Regions from separate parts of the Homo sapiens genome. Here region 2 is linked to region 1. A link is an interaction called in ENCODE POLR2A ChIA-PET data of the cell type or tissue named here. Cell type or tissue: CD4-positive, alpha-beta T cell. All regions are shown on one strand.

What was found. Peaks named below come from ENCODE experiments on the same cell type or tissue, not always from the same donor. Only the 100,000 strongest peaks of a DNase experiment are listed, where the experiment ranks them.
Region 2: POLR2A ChIA-PET joins it to region 1 with 5 read pairs; 2 of 35 experiments call an interaction of 5 or more read pairs at or near these places.

The regions. Positions count from the first base shown.
Region 1 is chr2:2,189,348-2,193,347 of GRCh38, forward strand. The region is part of intron 2 of MYT1L (myelin transcription factor 1 like); the gene reads right to left. Among named protein-coding and RNA genes, the nearest start is that of MYT1L-AS1, 130 kb to the right of the region's middle. In CD4-positive, alpha-beta T cell, no CTCF peak of the experiment used is centred here; no DNase peak of the experiment used is centred here.
Region 2 is chr2:2,055,367-2,059,366 of GRCh38, forward strand. All of the region lies in intron 3 of MYT1L (myelin transcription factor 1 like), which reads right to left. Among named protein-coding and RNA genes, the nearest start is that of MYT1L-AS1, 260 kb to the right of the region's middle. In CD4-positive, alpha-beta T cell, no CTCF peak of the experiment used is centred here; a DNase peak (open chromatin) is centred at 1,915.

The DNA of each region.
Region 1 (4,000 bases):
ATGCAACTACATCATCTGTGGGGTTGGATTATCTTCAAATGCTTCAGCCAAAACAACTTATGCAATATGTTAAGTGCAGAGGCAGATGAGAATTCAGCTGCTCTATTAAGACACGCATGAAAGACATTTGCTAAATGTGAAACAATGACGCTCTTTCAATAAATGTCTTTTTTATGGAAAATATTATTTTTCATAAATATATAATCACTTATATTAACAGGTACTGGGTTTTAAAAATATTTTTAATAACTAAAAAGCAAATAATGTTTTAAAATATCTTAGTTTTAATTGTTAATGTGGTAGCTATAACTTTCATGAACAAAATCTCTGCGAGGGCTTCAGACTATTAAGCCTATGAAGAGCCCTTGTAACTGAACCTGGTGAGAAGCAGCGTTCTCAGGACCTCACGGTGAGAAGCGCATTCTCAGGACCGCACGGGGAGAAGCTCGTTCTCAGGACCGCACGGGGAGAAGCAGGGTTCTCAGGACGGCACGGGGAGAAGCAGCGTTCTCAGGACCGCACGGGGAGAAGCTCGTTCTCAGGACCGCACGGGGAGAAGGAGCGTTCTCAGGACGCACGGGGAGAAGCGCCTTCTCGGGACCACACAGTTCCTTCTTTGTGTGCACACACCGAGCTCTCCCTTCCTCAGGGCCACTGCACAGCTGGTTTTTCTGAGAGGAAGCCCAGGTAACACCTCAGTGTTTCTCCTCTCTCCCATAGGGCTCATCCTTCGCTTTCTGTATTGGCCCTGCTGTTTTCCCATGTTTAGGGCCCTGATTTTTAATATTTTCTTAATTATTTATTTACTTTTCCTCTTATTGGAAGAAGGACGGGCACAGTGGCTCATGCCTGTAGTCCCAGCACTCTGGGAGGATGAGGCAGGCAGATCACTTGAGCTCAGGGATTTGAGACCAGCCAGGGTAACATGGTGAAACCCTGTCTCTACAAAAAATACAGAAATTAGCCAGGCAGTGGCACACGCCTGTAGTCCCAGCTACTCGGGAGGCTGAGGCAGGAGGATCACTTGAGCCTGGGAGGTCGAGGTTGCAGGGAGCCGAGATCACACCAGATGGTGTAATGAGAAGGAAACCAAACTGTCTGTATGCCTATTTTTTTTTTCCCAGCCTTTAGACTTCCTGGGGATCTGTCTCAGGCAGATGTTAATATTTCTGAGCTCCAGCCTGCTGGGCCACAGAGCAAGACCTGTTAAAAAAAAAAAAAAAAAAAAAAGAAGAAGAAAGCTCACAGAAGAAAGTACTTGTGTCCTGGATTCCTTCAGTATCACCACAGTGTCTACTGCATGGGGCACTTTTTAAACATCTCATAAATAAGTGAATGGATGAATGAATGAGATAACCTGTTCATACTCAGAATAGGTGATTGTAATAAATGTTCTGACTCTTCTGCCATGATCAAGCGTATGGCAGGTTCTTATGTGTCCAGGGTGGTGTTTTTAAGACAGAGTTTCACTCTTGTTTCCCAGGCTGGAGTGCAGTGGCACAATCTTGGCTCACCACAACCTCCACCTCCCAGGTTCAAGTGATTCTCCTGCCTCAGCCTCCCAAGTAGGTGGGATTACAGGCATGCACCACCACACCCAGGTAATTTTGTATTTTTAGTAGAGACAGGGTTTCTCCATGTTGGTCAGGCAGGTCTCAAACTCCCAACCTCAGGTGATCCTCCCGCCTCAACCTCCCAAAGTGCTGGGATTACAGGCGTGGGCCACCGCGCCTGGCTGTCCAGGTTGTTTTAAGTGAGGTCTTGCTTGAAGACGGCAGGGTGCACTGGTTATGTGTCAGGCAGAGGGAACTTCCAGAAGCCACCCCTAGGCATGGATGGAATGGCTCCCTTCCCAGCACAGGATGAAGGAGGGATGGGAATGGTTGAGTCTGAGAAGGCTGTGCCTGCTAGGATCCCTCTTAGGGCCAATGGCAAAGAGCCAGGTCGCAGGAGAGGATAACACTGGCAGGTCAGATTGGAGTTTTGCAAGTAAATACCATCTGCTTTTCATCAGGATTAGAGACTCAGGGAAAATGTCAGAACCATATCCATTATGAAGAACATGTGAGAGCACTCTGGGATGCATTTTTAAAAATCTGACTCGGAGTAAACACACAGGGTGCCAACCCGAAGCCGCCCATCCTCACTGCTCTACAGCAGGGACCTCAGCATCCTACAGGAAGCAGAATCCTTTCACATCCCCAGGGGAAGAAATGCTGGGAAAGTGCACTAATGCCATGAGCCTGGGACTGGTGTGCATGTGGACAGTTGGGTCAGGACGTCTGCAGGTGGTAGGGCTTCAGTAAATATGTATTAAAGCCAGCTACGTGTCAGTAAACCACAGCAGAATCAAGACCCTTTGAATATGTAGATGCAAATATACAGCCTGTGTGGGAATCGATTTATTTCCAACTCAAATTTTTCCTAAATCCCATTTACCATTTCTCATCCTTTTAAGCAGAAGATGGCCTAGAGGAAGAATCTTCAGGACATAGATTAGCCCAGGTTTTATGAATTCAGCGTTGCTGCACAACCTCCAGCATAGTTTGTTAATTTTTTCCTAAATATTTTTCAAAGTTGTACTCTGTAGCAGACCCTACGTTATCCATACAGATGAGATGACAGACTGCAGACGGCATCCTTGTCTGGAGGAAAGTAAGAGCCAATTAGTCCTACTGGAACCTGGCAGAAATCAGTCTCTTTCTAGAGGCCTCTCTGTGTTGGGGCACATCCTGGGCTGGGAGCTGGAATATTTGTCTTTAAATCTAGTTCTGGTGTGTACTTTGCCAGAACTTTCCCATAGATTGTGAATTTCTGAAATAGAAGGCTGACCTGAATCATCTTATACACTGTAAATATAGTTCAGATAAAACATGCGGTGCTGATGCACTCGGAGTGCAGTCTGGCGGAACACCATCTAGAATTCCACTCCTCCCTCCACACGTTACAGAGCAGTTGTAAGGGACAGTAAGGTAACACGTAAAGTTTCTAGGATAATGACTCAAATGCGCAGCTACAGCTTTGCTTCTTTTTTCTTTATCCTTTTATTCAGTGTTTCATGTTAGTTTCATTTTTTTTTTTTTTTCATATAGGATGATGCTTTCTAGCTTCCCTCTCTGAAAAGAAGTCTCATTATGAAAACATGCAGCAGAATATCTTAAACTTCCCAGTGCGTACAATACGGAGAGCGTCTGTTGGTCCTGGCAGTGGGTGGATATCGTCACATACTTAATTGTCATTCAGTGGCTGGCTCTGTTTTCTTTCTTCTCAAATGTCTGGCTGTTCATCTCTTCTTTCTGTCTCACCCAAATTTGAATTGATCCTAGCAGAGCACAAAGCCTCATCCAAGTGTCTCCACAGTCCCTCATTGTGAAGGAGGAGCTACCCTCTGGGGCTGGGAGGACTGCAATTGGGGGACGGTGATGGGAGCAGAGGCTGGGATTCACCACAGAATGGCCCCTCCTTTAGGGGAGGAGGGTGCAGTTGGCTTGGGAATCTAGCCAACGAGTCAAGGCTTGAGGACCTGTCTGTTAACCCTAACAAGTTGGGGATTCTGCTTTTCAAAGGCAGAACTACCAGTTCCATACTAAGGAATGTATACTCCCTGGCTCTTCAGGTTTTGTTTTTTTTCTTAAGACAGAGTCTCACTCTGTCACCCAGACTGGAGTGCAGTGGCGCAATTTCAACTCACTGCAACCTCTGCCTCCTGCCTCAGTGATTCTCCTGCCTCAGTGATTCTCCTGCCTCAGCCTCCCAAGTAGCTGGGATTATAGGTGCCCACCACCACGCCTGGCTATTTTTTATATTTTTAGTAGAGACGGGGTTTCACCATGTTGGCCAGGCTGGTCTCAATCTCCTGACCTCAGGTGATCCACCCACCTTGGCCTCCCAAAGTGCCAGGATTACAGGCATGAGACACCATGCCCGGAGACTCCAGATATAAAGTCAGTGTCTGGATTAGAAAATCATGTTGTCTTTCTGGACTTTGAAAATGAAAACA
Region 2 (4,000 bases), 130 kb before region 1:
AAAAAGCAAAACAAAATGCAACATCTTGGGTAATAATTTAAAATTTTTTATTTGTTATAGCTATAAAGCAACATCCAAATAGTGTTTAAAATGGGGCTTATGCATAAACTTCTGTGATTAATGTTTATATAGTAGGCACAGTTATTTCCAACACATTCTGAGCTATTACTTACTAAATTGACTAAGAAAGGTTGGAATGGTATTCGACATAGTGGTTTTATAAAAATGCAAGTTAATTCTCACCATTTGAAAGACAAAAAATAGACAAATTTAAATAAATCTTATAAACAAACCAACATAAAGCAAAACAAGTGATTGAGAAATAGTAGGATTGGACATTAATAATCAAAGCCACTCTAATATATTGCCAGTACTATGCTTAAAACAATCATAATATTTTGCTTTCATAAAATATTATTACGTTAATTTACACAATGACTTACTCTACTGGTAATCCTAAAAATTCATCTCTATCACTTTAAGCTTGTTAGCATGTTCTATAGATTCATCGTGTTGTCCATCGTTGTTTTGGGAAAAGTGTTTTTTCTATTCTTCAGTGTTCACAAAAGGTAACAAGGAGGAAGACCTGGAGACCATCAGGCCATTCCTGTGGGAGCAGCCGCAGTCCCAGTGCCTCAACGGCAGATATGACTGATCATTGTCAGGAGAGGGACAGGTTTTTCATTAAAGTGATAAGTATCTACAAAACAGAATTTTGTGGACAAAATGAAAGGTTTTATTTGGAGCGTGCTCTGTTCTCCAGGCGCACATTCACAAATCATGGAGTCAGGAGTGCCCTTCCCATTCCCAGGTGAAACAGCAAAGCACCTTCAGCCTCTCATCAGGGCTGCTTGTCCAAATACTCCAGTTTGGGTGCTCCTGGCTCCTTTCCTGGGTCCCTCAGGCTCTCCAGGCGTGAGGACACACCCTCACAAACATGAGAACCCCTCTTGGAGGAAGGGGAGTTAGAGTAATTGCTGGAGGTGAGACTACCTTTGTTCCAAGATGCATTCCCGTCTGGGAGTAATTTATGAGATGTAGATTTAAAAGCCACTGACAAATGAACTATAGGCTAAATGCCCTTGCAGGGTATATGATGCTGCTGCTTACTAAATGTGTGTGCACATCCATCCGTCCATCCATCCATCCATCCAACTACAGTGTGCTTTTAACAATAGGTCCTCACTAGGTAAAGATTCACAGAACAATTAGGTAAGGAGTGAGTGAGTCAGTGACCTCCTTTTCCCAGTTCTTCAGGTGCGGTAGGAAGGAATATGCACCCACGGTTCTGGCTGCTCACAGTTCCCTGTCACAGATGCTGCTTGTGATCACTGGTAATGGAATTCCCAGGATGAACTCTTAAACGGCATGTTTAGCAGGCAGCTTAGCTGCAAAACAAAAATAACAGCAGCCAGGCGGAAGCTCCTTGGGGCTCTCAGTCACACTCTGTTCTCAGCCAAAGTTTTGCTGGCCTTTCTCCTCATCCACCCTTCCTCTAATCTCCCAAATGAGAATGAGTGGGTTTTTCTTTACGGCATTTGTCATTATCTGGGATTATATCACACAGATTTTGGTTTTAAACTGTTTTGAGGTAACTGTAGATTCACATGCAGCTGGAAGAAAGAATACAGAGATCCCATGCACCCGTCTCAGTGTCCGCCAATGACAACATTTTGCAGAACCATAGCACATACAGGCAGAACGACATTGATTCCTCCCACCGATGTCCAGATTTCCTACTTCTCTTGTGTTCATATATGTGCATGCGATTTTAGCACCAGTGTAGGTTTCTGTGTCTATGACCACAGTCAACATGCAGATAACTATCACCGAAGGAGCAAGAGTTCCTCTGTGTCCTTTTATAGCCCCGCCCACATCCTGCCCTTTCATCACCAAGTCCACCCTCTTCCCTTTCATAGCCACGCCCAGCCTTTTCCTGTTCATCACCACGCCCACTCCCTGCCCTTTCACAGCCACGCCCAGCCTCTTCCTGTTCATCACCAAGTTCACTCCTTTCCCTTTCATAGCCACACTCACCCTTTTCCTGTTCAGAGCCACGCCCATCCTTTTCCTTTCATAACCATGACCACCCCATTGTCTTTCATTGCCACGTCCATCCCCCTTCCAATTAATAGCCACGCCCACTTCTGCCCTGCACATAGCCACCCCCACCATCTTTTTTCATAACCAAGCCCAGCCTCTTTCCTTTCAGAGCCACACCCATATTCCTTCCCTTTCAGAGCCAACTCTCCTACCCTGAACTCCTGGCAACCACTCATCAGTGTTTCCTGTCGTTTTGTTATTTCAAGAACGTTCTATAAATGAAGTCATACACTGTGCAAACCTTGCAGATTGGCTTTTCTTATTCAGCATAATTCTCTGGAGCTTCCATCTGGGTTGTATCAATAGTTTATTCTTTCTAATGGCTGAGTAGTATTCCATGGCATGGCTGTACACAGTTTAACTCTTCATGCTCTGGAGGCCATCTGGGCTATTTCCAGTTTTTGGCTACCATGAATAAAGCTTCTGTAAAGATGTGTGTGCAGGTTTTACTGTGAATGTACATTTCCATCTCTCTGGGATTAATGCCTGAGAGTGGGATAGCTGGGTCATACAGCAATTACATGGCTAGCTTTAAAAGAAAACGCCAAACTGGTGTGAGTGGCTATACCATTTCACTTTGCCTCGATCAATGTACCAGTGATTCAGTTTCTCATTGTCTTAGTCAAAATTTGGTGTTTTCTTTGTGTTTTATGTCACTCATTCTAGGTATGTAGTGACAGCTCATCATGGTTTTAACTGGCATTTGCCTAATAGTTGATGGAATTAAATATCTTTTCATGTACATTTAAATTTCATCTTTAGTGAACTATCTGCCCATGTCTTTTGCCCATTTTCTTACTACATTGTTTTAAATCGTTGAATTTGAGATTTCATTGTATATTCTAGATACTAGTTCTTTGATGAATATTTGATTTCTAAGTATTTTTGCTACCTTGTTGCTTGTCTTTTCGTTGTCTTAACAGAGTGTTTTGTAGAGCAAAAGTTTTAATTTTAGTGACATCCAATTCATCAATTTTCCCTTGTGGATTATGTGTGTGTATATACCTGTTTATGCATTCATGTTCTGTCTTTCCCCACGGAAAAGCTACATTCCATTATGGTAGACACTTTGCTATCTAACTTATTTGTAAATCACAAGAGTCTAGAATTGTGCCTGGCACACACTAATGATCAACAAATTTATGCTGAATGAATAAATAAATGAATAAACACTAATTTATTAGGTAAAAACATTTTAAGTAAGTCTTTTTTCTAACACTGGGGAATGATAACAGTAGTAAAAGTGGCATATTAACATTCTGCAAAATGATTTTAAATCCATTATTCTCTTGGGTTTTCATCATCCCCTGTGGGGAGGACAGTTCAGGTATGATTCTCTTACTTCAGAGATGAGCCCAGGGATGTGAGGCTCCTTCTCAGTGACATCTGTGTCTTGTTTCCACTCTAGTATGTTTCTGCCCAGGATTCCCTCAATATTTAGAAGCGATTGAGGATGATTAAAGAAAGTGTTCATTCATATGGGGGCAACAAAACTATAGATCTTACTACCTTCAAGTGGAATATGAATTGAAACCATACCTAAGTGTGACTGCAGTTTATATAAACTCAAGGACAATTGGGTCATGTCTGCTGTTTGAGAGAAGGAAGAATTCACTCAGTCTTATAGACACAGTGGTCTTGTTATTCCTCAAAAGGTCTGCGTGTCACCCACACTGGCGGGAACTGAATGGCCGTTCCCATTTCTCTGAACAAAGGGTGCCTGGCTGAGTGGGCCTGCAGTGGCCATAGCATCCCAGCTTCTTACTCTGGGTGAGGGCATCAACGGGGTCGCAACTGCTTTTCGCAGGATTGTTTTATTATTTCCAGTGACTTTCCATGAAAGCACATGCCATCTTGTCCCATGCAACACAAAACATGCAGGGCACCGCAGTAAGCA